Linked DNA regions of Homo sapiens: region 2 is linked to region 1. A link is an interaction called in ENCODE POLR2A ChIA-PET data of the cell type or tissue named here. Cell type or tissue: PC-9. All regions are shown on one strand. Links, peaks and the distances in the headings refer to the core of each region. The heading gives the core; the rest is flanking DNA.

The links. Peaks named below come from ENCODE experiments on the same cell type or tissue, not always from the same donor. Only the 100,000 strongest peaks of a DNase experiment are listed, where the experiment ranks them.
Region 2: POLR2A ChIA-PET joins it to region 1 with 6 read pairs; 5 of 35 experiments call an interaction of 5 or more read pairs at or near these places.

The regions. Positions count from the first base shown.
Region 1 is chr11:74,050,271-74,061,859 of GRCh38, forward strand. It overlaps C2CD3 (C2 domain containing 3 centriole elongation regulator), which reads right to left. Exons shown (of 33, transcript NM_001286577.2): 25 at 7,136-7,274; 26 at 4,337-4,401. Among named protein-coding and RNA genes, the nearest start is that of UCP3, 47 kb to the left of the region's middle. In PC-9, for the core only: no CTCF peak of the experiment used is centred there; DNase peaks (open chromatin) are centred at 5,871 and 7,231; H3K27ac peaks cover 2,932 bases.
Region 2 is chr11:73,965,585-73,977,173 of GRCh38, forward strand. DNAJB13 (DnaJ heat shock protein family (Hsp40) member B13) reads left to right here. Exons shown (of 8, transcript NM_153614.4): 5 at 554-667; 6 at 2,761-2,874; 7 at 3,662-3,738; 8 at 4,377-4,697. The coding sequence ends at 4,530. It overlaps UCP2 (uncoupling protein 2), which reads right to left. Exons shown (of 8, transcript NM_003355.3): 5 at 11,239-11,433; 6 at 11,057-11,158; 7 at 9,907-10,087; 8 at 9,088-9,537. The coding sequence ends at 9,423. Among named protein-coding and RNA genes, the nearest start is that of UCP2, 11 kb to the right of the region's middle. RefSeq lists enhancers at 4,702-4,861, 8,705-8,794. In PC-9, for the core only: no CTCF peak of the experiment used is centred there; no DNase peak of the experiment used is centred there.

The DNA.
Region 1 (11,589 bases), core at 3,065-8,064:
GAACAAAGTGATGCAAATTAAAAAGGAAAAACAACTCCCTGGAGAACAGTTTAGGGTGCAAAATGAGTCTGGGCTCAGGCTCTTCTCTACATGGTAAGGGGGCTGCCTTTAATGACTGAGAAGATTCTCTTTTTATTGGACAAGCTACCATGCAATGACCTTCATTCTCATATTCTTTGCTACTTATTCCTCATTTCTGACATGACGTAGCTGGGGACACACAGGTCTCTGTCACTCCATGAATTTCTATTTTATATAGGCTCCATTCTGTATAGTGAAATCAAAGGCTGGATCTACCAAACACTGATACAACTGTAGGTCTATAAATTGCTTAATAAATCAAGGAATGCATATTTTCCAGAGGAGTAATCGTGAAGTTCCCACAGTTCCTTGGGCACATTCCTGGTGACACTAAATTCATCACATACTGCATAACATTTGTTTGGACAGCTTGCTGTCCTTTAGACTGGAACCTAGCTAAACGGTGAGAAAAGGTATTACACTATGTTCCCTACACTCTCCATACCTGGCATAACATCTTCCTGCATGAAAAACTTGATAAATATTCACTGAAAGCACAAGTAAACTGGCCAACCTAGAGTGGGACAAAGGAGCAGTGTGCCACAATAGCAAATCTAGGTATGGCTTTGACTGGAAAACATATTCCTCTAACTCCCTGAGCCTCAGTCACACACATATAATGAGAAGTACTGAACCAGATTCAAGATCCCCTTTGGTTGAGCAGGTGGCTCATGCGTGTAACCCCAGCACTTTGGGAGGTTGAGGAGGGAGGATTGCTTAAGGCCAAGAGTTCGAGACCAGTCTGTGCAACATAACATGACCCCATCTCTAAAAAAAACAAAACAAAACAAAAAATTTGTGGGGTATAGTGGTGCATGTCTGTAGTCCCAGCTACTTGGAAGGCTGAGGTGGGAGGACTGCTTGAGCTCAGGAGTTCACAGCTGCAGTGAGCATAATCCTACCACTGCACTCCGGCCTGGGAAACAAAGTGAGATCTTGTCTCAAAAAAGAAAAAAAAAAAAAGATCCCCTTCAACTTGGAAAGTTTTTGATTCTATAAACACTTGAAGCTGTATTCCCCAGAGTGGGGGTCAAGTAATTCTTACCCACTGGGGATGAAGTATGATGGAGGTTTCTGCCTAAAATGAAGGTAGTACGTCCTAAACATACTTGAGGAGTGCTTTGGCTAAGCAGATCACAGAGAAAAGGAATGGCTTGGAAGAGTTAAATTTAACATTGGATTAACAGGACAACCCACCATTCTCCCTTTGCAGTTAATATTCTAGTCAACAAGAACTTCCCTCAACTCTTTCTTGACTTGAAACTTTGTATTTGTTTTCCCCTCTGACTACAGTAAAAATCCTGCCCCTTCATTCCTCAGTTCAGGTGTGCTCCAGGAAGCCTTCTCTGACATCCTAAGTCTGGGTTAGACGTCTCCTATCAGAGTACCCTGTATTTGTCTAATCATACTATACTGTACTTTTTATGTCCCACACTGACTGTAAGCTCTGTGAGGACAGGGACCATGCCTGTTTTATTTTACCTTTGTATCCCTAGTACTTAGCATGGTGCCTGGCACAGAATAGAAACTTAAATAAAACATCTGCTGAACACAGCTTGGTTGGATTTGAGTACTTGCTATACTAGATGTGTTGAGTTTGTGTGGAAAAGATAGAATTAACCCATTTATGCTAGAGTCTGCAAATTTTTTTGTAAAAAATCAGACCTTGGTCATGACCTTGAGCAGTAGGATATAAATAACTCCCACAAGCTTAGCGTTCCAATAATGGAACACCAGGCATAAGTGGGCTAAGGGGAGAGAGACATCTACATACACTAAGTAGTGGTCAGTGTGGTCTAGGCATTTTCCTCACTTTCATTTATGACCAGATCTTAGCAAGACCCTCTTGAAGTCCTGGAAGGTAGGGAATGTATTTTATTCTCTACACTCCAATAGTCCTAGCATAGTACCTGACACATAGTAGACATAATAATAAAAATAGCTCCATTTATTAAGCAATAATTATGTGCCAAGTACTTTACATATATTATCTCTAATCCTCACAAATTCTGCAAGGCCAGTACTATTATTCTAATTTTATAAATAAGAAAGATAACAGGAAAGAGGTGAAGTGATTTAATTCGGGCCACATAGTTATTATAGTAAACAGCAGAGCCAAGATTTGAACTCAGGTCTGCATAAGACCAAAGTTTATTCTCTTTTTCCTGCTAAAATAAGTGCTGACTTGTGAACCCTGGTCTGCTTCAGAATCTCTGTGGTACTTTAGAGAGAAGAGAGAAAAAGCCTAGAAAGGAGGGTGGAGCCCAGCTAAATACAGCAAGAATTCCTTGTGTTGATTCAGAGAAAAGCGAGTTATGATCAGCTCTTGCTGTATTTATGAGGTTGGGTAGCAGTGGAGGAACTAAGTGAATCCAAAGCAGCAACATAGAACTCATCATCAAAACAAGGGACTCACAGCAGCACTCACCAACAGGAGCACAGGCAGAGAGAAAGGTCAGTCAATTCCCTTTACACTCTGATTTCTCTCAGGTCTTTACTAGGGTTTGAGGTTAGCTCCAAATATCACCACTGGCAAACAAAAAACTGTGACTCTGTAGGCTGTGTAGGTGACTTAAAACAAATGAAGATTTGGAAATCAGGGCCTAGCTGGAATCTTAAAGAAGCTAGACTTAGAGGAGAGATTTAGTGAGATAAAATTTTCTAAGCTGTGAGATGGTTAGAAGTCCTCATCACCTCAATTTTCCAAGTTTTCCAATCTTACTAGCATGGTGAAGAACAAACAGTGAAGGCTGTACAGCCAGTAAGAACTGGGTTCAAATACTGGCTCCACCAATTAATAGATATATGACCTTAGTCAAGCCACTAAATTTCCTTGGGCTTCAGCTTTTACAGCTATAAAATTAGACTAATTTTATTTTTACCGTCAAGAATTAGAGATGTTTGTAAAGTTCTTAGCACATTATTGCTCGGTAATAAAAACAAGAAAAACTGATACGGTATTTACTAAGTGTCAGGCCCTTACTTAATTCTCCAAAAACCCTATGAAGTAGGTACTATTATTAGCCTCAATTTTATAGATATGTAAATATGCACAGATAAGTCATTTACCCAAGGTCACACTGCTAAAGTAAGGGGCAGAATTGGCATTTGAACCCAAAGAATCTGGCTTCAGAGTCAAGCCTCTTAATGTTGCTGTGTTATGCCTCTTAATAAAACTGGGTCCAAAGACCATAATATCAGCACATCCCTCTTGGGAAGGTTCTTAAAATAAGAAAAAATATGTGGTTAGACTTTCTTCTTGTGTACTACCTGATAATGCAAGGGTCTTGGTTAATAAGCCAGAGTCAACAGAAGGCTTAATATCATCATACAAACGTGGGGGGAAGCCACTTGTATGTGGCAGGCTGTACGTTATGATGGTTGACAGATACAACAGGAAAGACTGAAATGTACTTGGATTTCTGCACTAAGCAGGTAGTCAAAATTATATAATTTTTAAGTACTTGAATTCTGTAGGAGAATAGGCCAGGTATGGTGGCTCATGCCTGTAGTGTCAGCACTTTGGGAGGCTGAGGCAGGAGATTGCGGCAGGAGATTGCTTGAGCCCAGGAGTTAGAGATAGAGGAGTTAGAGCCTGGCAACATAGTGAGACCTTGTCTGTACAAAAAAATAATTAGCAGCCAGGCGCGGTGGCTCACGCCTGTAATCCCAGCACTTTGGGAGGCCGAGGCGGGTGGATCACGAGGTCAGGAGATCGAGACCACCCTGGCTAACACGCTGAAACCCTCTCTCTACTAAAAATATAAAAAATTAGCCGGGCGTGGTGGCAGGCGCCTGTAGTCCCAGCTCCTTGGGGGGCTGAGGCAGGAGAATGGCGTGAACCTGGGAGGCGGAGCTTGCAGTGAGCCAAGATCGTGCCACTGCCCTCCAGCCTGGGCAACACAGCAAGATTCTGTCTCAAAAAAAAAAAAAAAAAAAAATTAGCTAGGCATAGTGGTATGTGCTTGCGGTCCCCGCTACTCAGGAGACTGAGATGATCATGCCACTGTACTCCAGCTTAGGTGACAGAGCAAGATCTTGTTCAAAAAAAAAAATTTTTTTTTTCTTACAGGAGAATAATGTGGCCTTCTGGGGGATTACCCTCTACCACATATCTGCATTCCCAGCACTGTCGGGAATGCTTCACTTGGTTTGGAAAAAAAAAAAAAAAAAAAAAAAAAGGAATGGTAGATTGTTAACAGGATGTGAGCTTATTTTTACAAGCAAGCAGATATTCTTTTAACAGAGTTCATACCTCCTTTATGCCAAACTTTGAAGACCAGGGTTTGTTGTGGGTCCAGAAGCAGCTCTTTTGATAGCCTATTAAGAAAAACAACCACTGTAAACTAAATGTATAGGAACTTTCTGTAGTATAAAACTTAGATTTGAAGAATATCTTGTAATTTGCAAAGCACTTTCCCAACACTATTTCATCTTCTTAGCCATCTTCTGGCATATATTTTTATCTTCACAGTTAAAATGAGGGGATGGAAGCTCAGAGAGGTGAAGTAACTTGCCAAGACTTGAAAACAGGCTCCCCTGACACAACATTTCCTCCCCACCACTCCCAAAGTTTCCCTAAGACAGAGGAGGAAGTATGGAAAAGAAGTTCCTCAACATGCATTTAAGAGTTTTACTGGAATGGGTAATGATTCCGCTTATGCCTTAGAATGAGAGAATGGAGAGAAGGGAAGAGGAAGAGAAAAAGAACATTTACTGAGTGCCTACCTTGGGCCAGGCATGGCACCACGTGTTTCATATACATTTCATCTGCACAAAAGCCTATAACATGGACATTATTATCCTTATTTTACAGATGATAAGGTTGGACTCAGAGAAGTAAAATGGTTTGCTTGAGGTCACTTAAGAGTCAGTAAGTAGTAGGGCTAGGATTTAAACCCTGGCTTGCCTGACCTCAATGCTACACCATGCAGAGGCAAGGCAACAAAATAAGAAAATGCCTAACTTTCACACCAGATAAAGAAGCTGAAGTGGAATCCACTGAACACCTCCAATACATTTATATATTACATAAATTACAGTTTTAAGTGACAAAGTGTTGGAAAGTTCCAAACCAGGTGCCAGTGCTCCAGGTAAGCAAGATGGAGATCTAGAGAAAACCAAGAGGCTTGATTTCATTCCCCAAACACCCCTGGGGAAGTGAATAGAGCCTACTTCCTGACCAATGAGCGGCACGGTGCTAAAGTGAAACAAATATTGGTCAGAGATTCTAATTCTAGCTGGGAATTAAAAGATTCACCTCTGAATGCTAGCTCTGCTATTATCACCTGAGTGACTCTGGCCATGCACTTAGCTTCTTCCAGGCCTGGTTCTCTTACCTGTTAAATGGGATAATACTATTGACCTGCAAGTTGCTATGAAGATCAAAAGAAACAATTTTGTGATAAAGGAATTATAAACAGTGCCATTATTCATTTTTCTTCCAATCCTGCCTCTGTTGCCAACAGACTATGTAGCCTCCCTGGGCCACAGTCTCCTCAAGTGTAAAGTGAAGAGATGAAATCAGGATATTGCTAATGTCCCTTCATCACGTTTGTGAAGTTTTGTAATTCTGTTAGGTTTTTAGGTTGTGAATGAACAAGTCACCTCCACTTAGAAGCTCAGTCCTCTGGTTTCCTGCCTTTTGGGGAGGATCTGATATTTTATATGAAGTACTCTGGCCACTATGGCCAGAATTTCTATAATTTCCAGTAGCTCACTATAGATAGCACTGAGTTTTCACTGCAGTTCTAGCTCCTGACTCATCCCAGCCTCTCAAATTACAAATCACTGAACCTGTGACCAACTGCTGAGACTCAATAAGTACACAAACACTGTGAGAAAACAGAAGACCAGACACCATGGGTATGGCTAGTGTTGGTGGACAAGAATTAAACTTTATAAAAGGTGATACAGTATAAATTCTAACAATGATTTTGTTACTATTATCATAACATTGCATCACATTTAATAAAGTTTAATTCATGGCTTCCTATGCCAGCCCCCTCACATTTAATTAGCCCTCTTTGTCCTAATAAAATCTGAGTGGCACCACACAGTGGCTGACAGAACTTTACCTCCTATTTTTTGAGCCTCCCAAGGGAGACCTAACATTTGTTGTATACCTGCTATATGTACCATGAGGCCCTAAATGTCATCTAATTTGGACCTAACAATGACCTTATAAAAATGATCCCCACTTTACAGATGAAGAATCTGTGGCTCAGAGATGTTATGTAACTTGATCACACAGTCAGTAAATTACAGAGATGGAGTTGGAGACCAAGTGTCTCTGGTTCAAATGCCCAGGGTCTTTCCACTACACCAGAAGTCTTTTCCAAGGATGAAAATCCACAGCCTTTTCTGATATTAGTTCTTTTTGTTTGGAATATCTTTCCGACTCTTATTCATCTGGATAACTTATATACATTCTTCAATATTTAGCTGAGGTGTCTTATTTATGAAGCCTTCCCTGAACTTCTAGGTTGTCCTAAATAATCTTTTTTTCTGAGCTCTACCAGCATCCCCTTCTTATTTCTCTTTATTGTAATTTTTTTTTTTTTTTTTGAGACATGGTCTTGCTATATTGCCCAGGCAAGTCTCGAACTCCTGGGCTCAAGTGATGCTCCCACCTGGGCTCCACCATCCTCCAATGCCACCCCTCCCCTCCCCCAGTAGCTGGGATTACAGGCATGTGTCACCAAACCCAGCTTGATGGTAATTTGTTATTGATATTTTTTCCCAGGTAAGACCATGAACTCCTCAATTGCATGGAGTATCTTAATAATCTTTAATTCCAAGTGCCTAAAACAGAGAGGTCCTCTCACTGAACAATTTTTGAGCATACTGAGAAGAGTTAAAAACACTAAAACAAAACCTTTAAACCACTGCTTCCTGTGAATTCATAAACACTAGGATTAAATAATTGCTTGGATAAGAAAAGCATTTTCCAGGTCTGCTCAAAAATTGTGTTGGTTATAGTCCTTGCTCTGACTTTGTGTCTTGGAACAAAAAGCAGATTCTGGAAGGCTGACGAATAACGGATAACACAAACCTTGACTGCTGTTGAAAATTCCAGATGGGGGAATCTGTGTTTTCAACCACTTGGGTGTATACAGGAGATGACTCATCGGCTGTTGCAAAGGATACACAACAACTGGGTATCGATACTTTCCGCTCTGTCAAGGGGCTCCCTGAAATAGAATAAAGTGCAGTGACTGTACTTTAGGGTACACAAGAAGCCTCAGATTATACAGGCACAAGCAGGACTATTCCTGGCCCTCTTCTTCCTATGGGGTCTTTGCTCAAGCTATCCCCCTGTGTCTGAAATGTTTTCAGGCTGGGTGTAGTGGCTCAAGCCTGTAATCCCAGCACGTTGGGAGACCAAGGTAGGAGGACAACTTGAGCGCAGAAATTCAAGACCAGCCTGGGCAATACAGTGAGATCCCATGTATAAAAAAAAAATTAGCCAAGCATGGTGGCACATGCCTGTAGTCCCAGCTACTCAGGAGGTGGGAGGATCTCTTGAGTCTGGGAGGCAGAGGCTGCAGTGAGCTGAGATTGCACCACTACACTCCAGACTGGGGTACAGAGTGAGACCGTGTCAATCAATCAATCAATCAATTGATGACATGTTTTCAGTGACCTTTCTGCTATTACCCTGTCTTTTTAAGGCTCAGTTCATAAATATTCTCCAAAAAGAAGTGACTTCTCTCATGTTCTGTACTTTGTGGGAAGATGGAAAATACTGTGTTGAGAGGCAAAAGACAGGACAGAACTACAAAGAGTCCTGAACCTAAGAGTCAGATGACCAAATATTGGCTCTGCCACATACATGCAATGTGATTTTGGGCAAGAAGTATCTAGGCCACAGCTTCTTCAACTGTAAAATTGGGCATATTATACTTACACTTCCAAAGATATTGTAAGGATTAAGATAAATACTAAGAGTAAGTAACACTTACATATCACTTACTGTGATATGTAAGGCACTGTTCTATGTACTTTATATATATTAACTCATTTAATCCTTACAACAACCCTATAAGATAGCTATTTCTATCCTATTGATTATTTCTATCATGTAGATTTCTATCATTATTTCTATCATTGTTATTTCTATCATTATTATTTCTATCATATAGATTTCTAAAAACTGGGTACTGAGAAATTAAATTAGTTGGTCACATATTTATTAAATGGTAGAACTGAGAGTCCAATTCAAGCATTCTGGCTCCAGAGTCCATGTTCTAAACTGTCTCCTATATTGCCTCTACTATGGGGTTAACAAATGTAAAATACTGGGTGCTGGTGAGAATACCTAATGTTAATTTTTACAAGATCAGGTTTCCAATGTGGGAGACTTGGTCAAGTTATTCTGTCTTAAGACAGTGTAAAATGAAGATGGCTGATGATACTAGATAGTCTAACTGAGCTGTCCAGGAAGATAACCCACTAGCCACATGTGGCCATTCACCTTTAAATTAATTAAAACTAAAGATAAAAAATTTACTTCCTTGGTTGCACTAGCCATATTTCAAGTGCTCGATAGCCACATGGGGCTAGTGGCTACCATACTGGACACTGAACCCACAGAACATTTCCATCATAACAGAAAGTTCTTTTGGATAGCACTGAATAATAGACACTTTACAAAATATAGACTATATATTTCACGAGATCACTTTCAGCTCTAAAATGCTATGAATGTCAGGATTACAGATGAAGGAAAAGAGATGAGCAGAGCAGAAAAGAATAGAAGAAGTATGTCCTAAACATAATCGACATGCTCCAGGGAACAGATTCTGTATGTGTATTCTAACTGGTTTGTATTCTTTATAACTGTCTAGCTCAAGAATTCTCTCCTGCCTAACATGGTGAAACCCCGTCTCTACTAAACAATACAAAAAATTAGCCAGGCGTGGTGGTGGCTGCCTGTAGTCCCAGCTACTTGGGAGGCTGAGGCAGGAGAATGGCGTGAACCTGGGAGGCGGAGCTTGCAGTGAGCCGAGATTGCACCACTGCACTCCAGCCTGGGTGACAGAGCGAGACTCTGTCTCAAAAAAAAAAAAAAAAAAAAAAAAAGAAAGATTTCTCCAAATCCATACTCCCACTTCTCCTGATAGGTGAAGTTCATCTTTGAGGCTCCACCCTTTTCTCTATCTCGCTGCTCCTTTCAGTAAGTACTCCTCCAGGGGCCTCAGTCTGTCCCTCTGGACAGAAAGCATTCTGATGAACAAATTCACACTCAGGAACCACAGATTTTATTCCTGTCCACATGCAGTTTAACATTTAACAAGTAGTCTTGAAAGAGGTTCCAAGATGGCCGAATAGGAACAGCTCCAGTCTGCAGCTCCCAGCGTGAGCAACGCAGAAGACGGTTGATTTCTGTATTTCCAACTGAGGTACCGGGTTCATCTCACCGGGGCTTATCAGACAGTGGGTGCAGCCCATGGAACAGGGCAGGGCATTGCCTCACCCAGGAAGCACAAGGGGTTGGGGAATTCCCTTTCCTGGCAAAGGGAAGCCATGATGGATGGTACCTGGAAAATCAGGATACTCCCACCCTAATACTGCACTTTTCCAACGGCCTTAGCAAACGGCACACCAGGAGACTGTATCCCGCGCCTGGCTTGGAGGGTCCCACGCCCATGTAGCCTCGCTCACTGCTAACACAGCAGTCTGAGATCGAACTGCAAGGTGGCAGTGAGGCTGGGGGAAGGATGTCCACCATTGCTGAGGCTTGAGTAGGTAAACAAAGCATCTGGGAAGCTCGAACTGGGTGGAGCCCATCGCAGCTCAAGGAGGCTTGCCTGCCTCTGTAGACTCCACCTCTGGGGGCAGGGCATAGCTGAATAAAAGGCAACAGAAACTTCTGCAGACTTAAACGTCCCTGTCTGACAGCTTTGAAGAGAGTAGTGGTTCTCCCAGCACGGAGTTTGAGATCTGAGAACGGACAGACTGCCTCCTCAAGTGGGTCCCTGACCCCTGAGTAGCCTAACTGGGAGACACCTCCCAGTAGGGGCTGACTGACACCCATACAGCTGGGTTCCCCTTTGAGACGAAGCTTCTGGAGGAAGGATCAGGCAGCAACATCTGCTGTTCTGCAATATTTGCTGTTCTGCAGCCTCCGCTGGTGATACCCAGGCAAACAGGGTCTGGAGTGGACCTCCAGCAAATTTCTAACAGACCTGCAGCTGAGGGTCCTGAAAGTTAGAAGGAAAACTAACAAACAGAAAGGACATCCACACCAAAACCCCATGTGGACGTCACCATCATCAAAGACCAAAGGTAGATAAAACCACAAAGATGGGGAGAAACCAGAGCAGAAAAGCTGAAAATTCTAAAAATCAGAGCGCCTCTCCTCCTCCAAAGGAACACAGCTCTTCGCCAGCAACGGAACAAAGTTGGACGGAGAATGACTTTGACGAGTTGAGAGAAGAAGGCTTCAGACCATCAGTAATAACAAACTTTTCCAAGCTAAAGGAGGATGTTCGAACCCATTGCAAAGAAGCTAAAAACCTTGAAAAAAGATTAGACGACTGACTAACTAGAATAAACAGTGTGGAGAAGTCCTTGAATGACCTGATGGAGCTGAAAACCATGGCACGAGAACTATGTGATGTGTGCACAACCTTCAGTAGCCCATTTGATCAAGTGGAAGAAAGGGTATCAGTGATTGAAGATCAAATGAATGAAATGAAGCGAGTAGAGAAGTTTAGAGAAAAAAGAGTAAAAAGAAATGAACAAAGCCTCCAAGAAATATGGGACTATGTGAAAAGACCAAGTCTACATCTGACTGCTGTACCTGAAAGTGACAGGGAGAATGGAACCAAGTTGGAAAACACTCTTCAGAATATTATCCAGGAGAACTTCCCCAACCTAGTGAGGCAGGCCAACATTCAAATTCAGGAAATACAGAGAATGCCACAAAGATACTCCTCGAGAAGAGCAACTCCAAGACACATAATTGTCAGATTCACCAAAGTTGAAATGAAGGAAAAAATGTTAAGGGCAGCCAGAGAGAAAGGTTGGGTTACCCACAAAGGGAAGCCCATCAGACTAACAGCAGATCTCTCAGCTGAAACTCTACAAGCCAGAAGAGAGTGGGGGCCAATATTCAACATTCTCAAAGAAAAGAATTTTCAACCCAGAATTTCATATCCAGTCAAACTGAGCTTCATAAGTGAAAGTGAAATGAAGTCCTGTAAAGACAAATGCTGAGAGATTTTTCTCACCACCAGGCCTGCCTTACAAGAGCTCCCAAAGGAAGTACTAAACATGGAAAGGAACAACCAGTACTGGCCGCTCCACAAACATGCCAAATTGTAAAGGCCATCAATGCTAGGAAGAAACTGCATCGACTAACGAGCAAAATAATCAGCTAACATCATAATGACAGGATCAAATTCACACATTAACAATATTAACTTTAAATGTAAATGGGCTAAATGCTCCAATTAAAAGACACAGACTGGCAAATTGGATAGAGTCAAGACCCTTCAGTGT
Region 2 (11,589 bases), core at 965-5,964, 87 kb before region 1:
AGAGGAGATGCCGATGCGGCCATGCTTTCCACAGATGGAACCCATCTGGACATGCGACTGGGGAGTGGAAGGATCCCCAGTGGGGAATGCACTGGGGGAGGCTTAGATATGTTGACTTTCATTTCTCTCTTTGGGATTAAGAGACTTGCTGGAGGCTCAGGGCCGGGCCTCTGGGATTTGGAGAGAGGAATGGAGTACATTTTCACCATGTATCTGTTAGTGGCCAGGGCTGGAGCTGTGTGTTTGATCAACTAATGGTGACTGCTTGGCATCTCAGCCCCCAGCCCCAGTCTCATGGCATCCTCTGCCATACTGGAATCATAAGTTCTTGGTTGTCATGGCAACAGGATGGGAGTGGGAGTGGCTCAGGGCAGGCTCTCCCCATTGCTGGAGGCTCTTCCCATTGCTAGAGGATTGAGCCCAAGTACAAATCCCATAGAGCATCTTTCACGTGTGCAAAGGTCACCTGAGTGTTCATGAAAATCTGAGCAAATCTCGACTGTACTCATGGAAGTCCTAAGCAGACCTCCCCACACCTGATATGTTGCTATAGGTGCTGAACGAGGATGGGTACTCCTCCACCATCAAGGACAAGATCCTGACCATTGATGTGAAGCCCGGTTGGAGGCAGGGCACACGCATCACCTTTGAGAAGGAAGGGGACCAGGTGAGGGGGGAAGAAGCTGACTCAGGTCAGTCACTGAGCTCAGGCGGTGGGAAGACTGAGGAGGAAAGGAAGGGAAAGGAGGCAATACTTTTTCCTGCCCCTGTGAGCCTTGGTCTGTAGAGAGCCCAGTCTGCAGAGTGGGTGAGATGGGATCCCTAATGTTCCTTCCAAGGAACAGAGCCTTAGCCTTACAGTGCTTCTGTGAACAGGCAGCCCAGGGACTGTCCCCATTTTACAGAGTGGGAAATGGGGGCCCAGAGAAGAAAGGGACTTGCCCAGGGCAAGAACATGGGAGCTGAAAGGAGATCCCAGTCTGAACTCCAGTGTTTTCCTGATTTTCTTCAGTGCTTCTCAGAATAAAGCCCAATTACAGGAGCTACTCAGAAACCATTTAATCATAATAATTTTATTTATTTATGTATTTATTTATTTATTTATTTTTATTTTGAGATGGAGTCTCACTGTCGCCCAGGCTGGAGTGAGGTGGCATGATTTCAGCTCATTGCAGCCTCCACCTCCTGGATTCAAGCAATTATCCTGCCCCAGCCTCCTGAGTAGCTGGGACTACAGGCATGTGCCACCACGCCCAGCTAATTTTTTTTTTTTTTTTTTTTTTTTTGAGACAGAGTCTCGCTCTGTTACCCAGGCTGGAAGGCAGTGGTGCGATCTCAGCTCACTGCAAACTCCGCCTCCCGGGTTCAAGTTATTCTGCTGCCTCAGCTTCCCCAGTAGCTGGGATTGCAGGCATGCACCACCACACCCGACTAATTTTTGTATTTTTAGTAGAGACGGGGTTTCACCATGTTGGCCAGGCTGGTCTTGAACTCCTGACCTCAGGTGATCCACCTGTCTCGGCCTCCCAAAGTGCTGGGATTACAGGCGTGAGCCACTGCGCCCAGCCACCCAGCTAATTTTTGTATTTTTATAGAGATAGGGTTTCTCCGTGTTGGCCAGACTGGCCTCGAAATCCTGACCTCAGGTGATACGCCTGCCTCGGCCTCCCAAAGTGCCTGGGATTAAAGGTGTGAGCCACCGTGCCTGGCCTATTAATAATAATTTTAAATTAAATACTATTTAAATAAAAACATAAATTTATTGTCCAAGGCGTGCTGAATCCTTAAGTCCTGAGAAGAGGCATTCAGAGCCAGGGAAGACACATTCCTTTGCCTGCACTTTTTGCCCCCTTTCTCACCTATGAAACATCTACCTCCGGTCTGGCCTGGTGGCTCACACTTATAGCCTCAGCACTTTGGGAGGCCAAGGCAGGAGAATCACTTGAGCTCAGAAGTTTGAGACCAGTCTGGGCAACATAGCGAGACCTTGTCTCTACTAAAAATAAAAAATTTAGCTGGGCATGGTAGTGTGTGCCTGTGGTCCCAGATACTCAGGAGACTGAGGCAGGAGGATCTTTTGAGCCGAGGAGGTCAAGGCTGCAGTGAAGTATGATCATGCCACTGCACTTCAGCCTGGGCAACAGAGCGAGATCCTGTCTAAAAACAAAACAAACAGACAAAATACAAATAAAACATCTACTTCGAATAAACACGCTTCAAAACCCAGCTCCAGTGTTCCCCGCTCTGGGCAGCCTCCTCTGAGCCCCAGCCTCTGGGCCTCCCTTTATCATGTCTTGAGCGTGCTGAGGATTCACTGTCAGTGTTAGGGGCCAGTCTGATTCCTCTGTCCCCAGCGCCCAGAAGAGACCTCAGCAGAGTTTTGGTGACTTAATGAAGTTTGGGACAGGGGTGTCATGCCTGGAGTTACTAGCAAGACAGAGACATACGGGCAGTTGCCTGACGCCCAGCTTAGTGTTCCACCTGCCTGCCGTCTGAGGAAGCCTCTCCGCCCCTCCAGCTGAGTGTGTCTATTTTGGGCATGCTCAGTACAGAAGTAATTCTGGGGGGATTCATTTGGGTAAGCTTCTCGGGCTTCTAATCCATCTGGGCTATGGGGGCCAAACTGAAAAGGCCCTTCCAGAAAACCTGCTCTCATCTCCCCATTGTACAGATGAAGACATGGAGACAAGTAGAGGCAGGAACTTGGCCAAGGTCACACGGCCAACTAGTCCTTGTCACCTTTTGGCGTCCCCTGCCCAGGGCCCCAACATCATCCCAGCAGACATCATTTTCATCGTAAAGGAGAAGCTACACCCTCGCTTCCGCAGGGAGAATGACAACCTCTTCTTCGTGAACCCCATCCCTCTTGGCAAGGTGAGTGGGCAAAGTGCAGGAGCAGCGGGGAGGAGATCAGAGTGAGCCCTGCCTGCCCCGGCCTAGACTTGGCCTCCCCTCCCACAACCACCTGCCATCAGTCACTAAGCCCTGTGGATTCCACCCTCTAAATCACCATCCACTTGGTCCCGTCTGCTCATCTGCACCGCCTGGATCTGTACACCAGATCTGCGCAGCAGGCCTTCCTCCCCACTTCTCATCTCCTCCAGGCTCTTCTCCTTAGGGATCCTGCCACACACTCATCAGACCCTGCCACACTCCTGTCTAAACATCTTTGTGCCACTGGAGGCCCTCTGCGATCTGCTCCCTGCTTACTCCTTCCCCTGCACTCCCGCCCCTTCGCCGCATAGCACCCTGCCTGTGTGGCGCATTGTCACACCTCCGTTCTCATTTCTGCTGGGCCCTCTCCCTGGAATGCTGTCTATTCACCTGACCCTATAGGGTCCTCATCAATAGCTACCACCACTGCTACCACTTCCTGCCCCACTCCTGAATGGTTTAGGGGCCTCTCCTTGGCTCCCACAAACGCTTTTATTCTGTCTCCATCATTACATTTATACAACATCCATCTTACCTGCCAGATCCATCCATCTTTCCTGCCAGTGCAGAAAATTGCATGGGTCATTCACCTATTAGTTATTGAACAGCCTCGTCTCCCTTGTGCCCAACTCACAGTCTGGCACTGGACAGGTTCCTAAGGTGCCTTCTAAATAGGAGAGCCATGGTGACCCTCCTCAGCCCCACCTTTGGCCCTGACCCTCCCTAGGCTCTCACCTGCTGCACTGTGGAGGTGAGGACCCTAGATGACCGTCTGCTCAACATCCCCATCAATGACATCATCCAGTGAGTCCATCTGCCTTGGGCCCCAGTAGCCAAGAGAAGGGCTAGCCTGGGATTTAGGTGGTAGTGTGACAGGTCTGCCCAGTAGAGTTGTACAGGCTGCCCCCAGCAGAAGGGTTCCCTGCTGAGGGGATAGAGAGGACCAAAACTGAACCCACACTGGCCAAGCTGTGGGCTGCAATCACCTGGCAAAAGGAACATCTTTTTCTAATCCACACAAAGCCACTGCAGAGGCTAGAGGCCCCCATTGTTGGGCAACCCTGTAGCCTCCATGCCCTGCAAACTTCTCATTAGAGTTCTGAGTTGCATATCCTAAGTCCTTTTCCAAGAAAGGCCCTCTGCCCGTGAGGAGGTTTGCCTGGCAGCCCAGCACCCTCGCCCTCACCCCAGGGTTTGCTCACCTTTACTTCCCGTTTCCCATGTCTTAAACAAAGTTTCTGGAATCCTCCATCAGAGACTCAGTGTAAACAGGTTTTCAGGGAGCTCCTTTCCCAACCAGTTCTGGCTAAGAACCACTCCAGGTGAAGACTGCAGTGACTGTCCCCTTCCTGGGGTTATGTGAGTAGGGGTTATATGACAGGGACCTGCTGAGGTGCTGCTCTGGGATGCCCTCTATGCTCCTTTCTTTCATCCTATTTCAGCCCCAAATACTTCAAGAAGGTGCCAGGGGAGGGGATGCCATTGCCGGAGGACCCCACTAAGAAAGGGGATCTCTTCATCTTCTTCGACATCCAGTTCCCCACCCGCCTCACACCCCAGAAGAAGCAGATGCTGCGCCAGGCATTGCTGACATGACTGTGGTGGGCTGGAGCAGGGGTGAGAGGAGGCTAGCCGGGCCTCACCCCACCCCTACCCGCCACAGCCTCAGGGTGTGCAGGGGAGCCTGCTGCACAGATATGATACAAGGGTGGGATGGCGCAGGGCTTAAACTGACATAATAAAGATCTATTTCCTGTCCTCCAGCTACACCCACGAGAGTACATTGGAGAGGAGCTTCATATTAGCCCTTCTTGTGGGGCACAGGGAAGAAAGAGGCCTAAGGAGCTGAGTGCCTGAGTCCCTGTCCTGGCTTTGTGGGAAAGGGCAGGTAAGGGTTCAGATCCTCTGTGCTTCCACTTTGATAGAGTGGGGCAGGGCTGTGTGGCCTCTGAGGGTCTCTAGCTCTGCTCTGGCTTTTCATGACAGAAGAGACAATCTCTGGAGCATGATATGGTCACGTTAGAGACAGGAAAACTAAAGCACAAAAGAAAACATTCATTGCAGGTCACTCAGGCCTCAGTGGCAAAGCTGTCATCAGAACCTTGAAGGTGGCTGGGTGCGGTGGCTCATGCCTGGACTTTGGGAGGCCAAGGTGGGCGGATCACTTGAGGTCAGGAGTTCGAGACCAGCATGGCCAACATAGTGAAACCTCGTCTCTACTAAATACAAAAATTAGCCAGGTGTGATGGTGGGCACCTGTAATCCCAGCTACTCCAAAGGTTGAGGCAGGAGAATTGCTTGAACCTGGGAGGCAGAGTTACAGTGAGCTGAGATTGCACCACTGCACTCCAGCCTGGGCGAAAGTGAAATTCCATCTCAAAAAAACTAGAAAGGCCGGGTGTGGTGGCTTATGCTTGTAATCCCAGCACTTTGGGAGGCCGAGGCAGGTGGATCACCTGAGGTCAGGAGTTCAAGACTAGCCTGGCCAACATGGTGAAAACCCGTTTCTACTAAAAATACAAAAATTAGCTGGGCATGGTGGCGAGGGCCTGTAATCCCAGCTACTCGGCAGGCTGAGGCAGGCGAATCACTTGAATCCAGGAGGTGGAGGTTGCAGTGAGCCGAGACTGCGCCACTGCACTCCAGCCTGGGTGACAGAGCAAGACTCTGTCTCAAACAAAAAACAAAAAAAACCCCCAAAAACCTTGAAGGTCACTTCCCACAGACTCGCCCTGCGTAGAGAAGCAGCATAAAGAACACATGTGCACTGGAAACAGCTTTGGTTCTACCTCTCTGGCCTCAATCCCCTGGTCTGTGATAGGGTCCTGGGCAGGGTGATCTGGGAGGCAGGAAACCTGAGTTCTGACCCCAGCCCTGCCACTTTCTCCTGGGACCAGTCACCACACCTGTCTTGTCAGTAAAGCAGAGCCCATAACCCCCCTCACGGGCATGTTGTGAGGACAGAGAACATTGATGTGAAAGTGCTTGGTGAACTCACTGCTTAGATTCAGGAAGGGGTAACAGCACTGCTGCCCTCAAGGCCTGGAGTTCCAGCATCCAGGTCCAACTGGGCCTGCGTAGACCACACTTGCCTCCTCATAGTCAACACGTGTGTTATGCTCCCCTTCCATGCCAGGGAGGTTCCCTTCTAGAGTCTGAGCTTGGGTGAGGATAGATCCAGGCTTACGGGGAGTAGGTAGCCAATTCCATGGAATGCCTTCAGAGGTGCCAGAAAAGGCCCCATGTTCTCCAGATTGCTTGGGACTCCACCATTCAAATCACATCAGCTTAAGGTTTTTTTTTTAAAACGGGGGTTCAGTAGCACTTTTGTCATTAAAAAAATCACCATGGGCTGGGCGCGGTGGCTCATGCCTGTAATCCCAGCACTTTGGGAGGCCGAGGCGGGTGGATCACAAGGTCAGGAGTTCAAGACCAGCCTGGGCAACATGGTGAAACTTTGTCTCTACTAAAAATACAAAAATTAGCCGGGCATGGTGGCATGCACTTGTAATCCCAGCTACTTGGCAGGCTGAGGCAGGAGAATCACTTGAACCCAGGAGGCAGAGGTTGCAGTGAGCTGAGATCTTGCCACTGCACTCCAGCCTGCACGACAGAAGAGACGCCATCTTAAAATTAAAAAAAAAATCACCATGAAGTCAGCTACCCAAAGACCTTGAGGTGAAGACTCTGGGACCAGGGCTCCAGGAAGCATTTCAGCATAGTAGTTAAAAGCATGTGGGCTTTGGAGTCAGACACACCTGTTCTGGATCCCCAGTGTGCTACTAGCCAGCTGTGTGCCTTTGGGCAAATCACTTCACCTCTCTGAACCCGTTTCTTAAAGCTTACAGCCCCTACCTTGCAGGCCTTTCATGGAAACCAGATGGTGAGGCATGAAATGCTCTGGGGCAGGACTCAGGTGGAGTGGGATGGTGAGAGCTGCCCTGTTCTGAGGGCAAGCCCTGAATTGGAGTGCAGAGGCAGGGCTGTGAAATTCTTCAACTCTAGGTCTCCTGTAGGGCAGCAGGAAAGCCTACTCCTTATCTTGAAGGAAGCCTGGGTCTTGGGCCTGAAAGTCCCTTAGGAGATTCCTATTACCTTAGTGATCTTCAGTGTTACCTTGAATTAGGCAAAGCAGGGCTTATCATCTGCCCACTTAATAGGCATTAAAGGGTTGGGAACCAAAGAGAAGTGATCTACCTGTGATCAGAATGAATGAGACCCACTGGTATGTTTTCCAGTGGTTCCTACCACTGTTCCCAGCTCATTGTCCTAAGGCCACACCCAGAACCACAGTGAAGTTGGGTAGCCTCGTGTCTATTAAGGCTGCTGAATGAACCAGCTGACTTGCTCATGCCCACCCAGCCTGTTTAGCTTTGACACACACCTACCAAACTGCCCCTACTTCTTCCCGTCCAGAGCAGAGCTAACAAACAGCCTGCCTCACAGAATTAGTGTAAGAAGGTACATAAAGTAGTGGCCAGGTCCTCTGTATATGCCACCCCCTGCAGCCTGGCTGAGCTGCCTGTCACCTTTACCCTGGTTTGCCGACTTATGGCACTCAACCCTGTCCCTCCCGAGGACTATGGGGCCTCAGCTCAATTTGTCAAAAACTAAGAAGCTGAAGAATCCTGGGCCCTCGTTCCTTCTCCAAAAACCAATCTAACACCCTGGCCCTCAACCCAAGCACTGAAGGGTCTAGCCTCCAGCTCTGACCATTGGGCTTACGAGGCGGCGAAGCAGCAGTGGCTTCAGCGGCTTGAGGCTGAGGGAAGAGGGAGGGTGGTCGTGTTCTCAGGGCCTAGCTCCACAGCTGCCAAACAGGCTTCCCCAAGGACCCCAGCACTGGTCTCTGGGGGAGTCCACAAGGGGAAGGAGGACTGGGTCCCGGTCCCAGTTCAGTAGTGGACTTTCTGGGTGTTCTTGCCTGCATCACCTGTGTCAGGCCTCAGTTTCTTCAGACACCTACAAACTGGGTCTGAGTGACATAATTCTAAGGGCCCAGCCCTACAGGAGATGCCTTGGGATTCCAGGACCTCACAGTCTCCACTCCTTGAAATTGTAGTACCCCTGCCCACCTGCCTCTGAGTGCAGGTGATAAGAACAGGGACAGAGAAGCGGAGACCCCTGTGCAGCCAAGGCCCTGGCTTCTTGCGGCCTCCTTGGATGCCTAGCTGGGGCAGGGGCAGGTGGAGGGGGGTTGTGGTGGTGAGACTCCAAATGGAAAATATCCTGGCCAGGCACAGTGGCTCATGCCTGTAATCCCAGCACTTTGGGAGGCTGAGGTAGGTGGATCACTTGAGGTCAGGAGTTTGAGACCAGCCTGGCCAACATGGCAAAACCCCGTTTCTACCAAAAACACAAAAATTAGCCAGGTATGATGGTGTATGCCTGTAATCCCAGCTACTTGGGAGGCTGAGGCAGGAGAATCGCCTGAACCTGGGAGAGGTTGCAGTGAGCCAAGATTGCACCACTGCACTCCAGCCTGGGTGACAGCAAGTGAGACTCTGTCTCAAAACAACAAAAAACACAAATGGAAAGTATCCTCAGGCAGAGACCAGATGTTTGCCCTGCAGCCTCCACCCACCCTCTGTGGAGTCAGGGCCTGCTCCACCCAGTTCAGTAACATTTCCTCTGTGGGTGTGGCTGTGGCTGTGGAGGGTGGAAGGAGGCTGACTGACTTGTTCTCACAAGGTCTGGGACTTTGGGGGAGGTGGGTCTTCCTTCCATTTGTAAAATGGAATAAAATAAAGTCAACAGCATCTAAGAGTCTCATGTTCCTCTGGAACTGCAGGAGATGCAGGGCACACAGGAGCACTCTTGTTGTGCAGATAAACAGGCCTGCGGCTGGGGTGGGGGGTTGGGATGGCAGGCACTAGAGTACCAGATTCTGAGTAAGAGCTCAAGTGGCCCGGCAAAGGAAGGGGAGGCACTGCTGTCTCTCAGGTGGCTCCTGCACTCCCCATGTTAGTACAGGGCCTGGGTCTAGAGAGAAATGGACCAGATGACCTACACGGGCTTCAGATTGGATGCTGGAGGTGGAAGGTGGATCACACCCATTTTCAAAGTCAGGTGGTTCCTCCCCTGCCCACCAGGTACCAAAAAGGCCATTGGACCAAGACCTCTGGTAAGAGCTACAAGAGAGGGAGGAGACGCCAAGGTTGAGCTTGCTTTATGGATGACAAGTGGGCTAGGCTGGGCTGTCGGGGGCAGGACGAAGATTCTGGCTGAACTTTCCAAGGGACGGGACGCTTGGGATCCTGGCTGGTACGAGGCCTCCCACACTGTCAAATGTCAACTCCACCAGCACTGAGACAATGAGTAGATGAGAATGTAGAAAGAGGGAAGGTGGTAGGTAAAGGAGCGGAAGGAAGAGGTGGGGAAAGAGGGAAGGAGAGAAGGGAAGGAGGGAAGAGAAAGAAGGAAGAAAAGGAAAGCATGGCCCGGCTAGAGACAAAGCCAGAGGTGATCAGGTCAGCAGCAGGAGAGGCTCAGAAGGGAGCCTCTCGGGAAGTGCAGGCAGCCATGAGGGCTCGTTTCAGCTGCTCATAGGTGACGAACATCACCACGTTCCAGGAACCCAAGCGGAGAAAGGAGGGCATGAACCTAGAGGAGAAAAATCACAGGTCATGGGGGCACCTCCACCTCCCACTTCCCTCACTGGGCCTGGTATTCAATCCAACCCAGTTGCTCTGTCCCAAAGGAGGCTGGGAGGACTCAATGAACTGAGCTCACAGCTGCTTGGCTATAAGCATGAATTCCCTTTGAGTCTCCATTTAACACCTAATAAACAGTGATGGTAGCAATTCTGGGAGGAAGGAATTAAGGGGATAGGTGAATGCTGGTGAAATGCCAGGACCAGGATCAGAAATAGTCACACTTGGCTGCTACTCACTTCCAGGTGGTTCTCTCCCACCCACAATAGACATGCATAGCCAAGAGGCCTGAACTGGGTGGGGAGGACCAGAGGCTCACCCTTTGTAGAAGGCTCGGGGCCCCTCCTTCTGGAGCATGGTAAGGGCACAGTGGCCAGCGCTACTGTACTGGCCCAGGGCAGAGTTCATGTATCTCGTCTTGACCACGTCTACAGGGGAGGCGATGACAGTGGTGCAGAAGCCTGCCCCAAAGGCAGAAGTGAAGTGGCAAGGGAGGTCATCTGCCAAGGAGGAGCAGGCAAGGCAGTCAAGATCTTCACCCATCATTCCAGAAGGCAGGAGAATTACTTAAGTAGCTACGAGTTTTCATGATTTTAAAGAGACAGAGAGGCTGGGCACAATGTCTCATGCCTGTAATCCAGGACTTCTTTTGGAGGCCGAGGTGGGTGGATCACTTGAGCCCAGGAGTTCAAGACCAGACTGGGTAACATGGCAAAAACCCTGTCTCTACAAAATACAAAAATTAGCCAGGCACAGTGTGCATGCCTGTAGTCAGCCCCAGCTACTCAGGAGGCTGAGGTGGGAGGATTGCTTGAGTCAGGGAGGTCGAGGCTGCAATGAGCCATTAATCACCCCACTGCACTCCAGCCTGGGCAACCGAGCAAGACCCTGTCTCAAAAAACAAACAAGAGGATGGGGCGCAGAGGCTCACACCTGTAATCCCAGCACATTGGGAGGCCAAGGTGGGCAGATCACTTGAGGCCAGGAGTTCGAGACCAGCCTGGCTAACATGGTGAAACTCCATCTCTACTAAAAATACAAAAATTAGCCAGTGTGCTGGTGCACACCTGTCATCCCAGCTACTCGGGAGGCTGAGGCACAAGAATCGCTTGAACCCAGGAGGAGAAGGTTGCAGTGAGCTGAGATTACACGGGTAACAGAGTGAGACTCTATCTCAAAAAAAACAAAAAACAAACAAACAAAAAAACAAAAACAGACAGGGACTCCAGCTGAGACATCTTCTGAGGACCTGAAAGAGTCATTTTGCCAATCTAGCCTCAGTTCCTCAATGTGCAAAGTGGGAGCTTCATCCCAATTGGCTTCAATATGGCAAGTAAGAGATATCTTACTCTCCCTGCAAAGGGCAAATAGGATGAAAAGATGTGGTCTTCTGGTGTCAGCTAGACCCCCGCACCTGCTCCTGGCATGGGGGAAGGGTGAGACCCAGCACCGTCTACCTCATGACTCACCTGTCATGAGGTTGGCTTTCAGGAGGGCATCCTTGATGAGGTCATAGGTCACCAGCTCAGCACAGTTGACAATGGCATTACGAGCAACATTGGGAGAGGTCCCTGTAGGAGGAGGAAGATCCTGGGTGAGACCAGAGTATCGGGGAGGAGGAAAAGGGGAAGGGAAAACAACTGGTACACACCTTTCCAGAGGCCCCGGAACCCTTCCTCTCGGGCAATGGTCTTGTAGGCATTGACGGTGCTTTGGTATCTCCGACCACCTCCAGCCCGGGCCTGAGCTTGGAATCGGACCTTTACCACATCCGTGGGCTGGGCCACAGCCACAGCCAGGGCACCTGTGGTGCTGCCTGCTAGGAGGCGGCTCCCAATGCTGGCATCTGTGGGCGAGCCATGGGGTCAGTGGCCAGCGGGCTTGCACTCATTTTCTACCTCATCTCTCCTCACCAAAACCACCCTGTCACTGTCATCTCCTGCTTTTGGGAATAGAATCCAGAAGCTTTTGGCCTTCTACAAGCTCTTGCTGTAAGAACTCC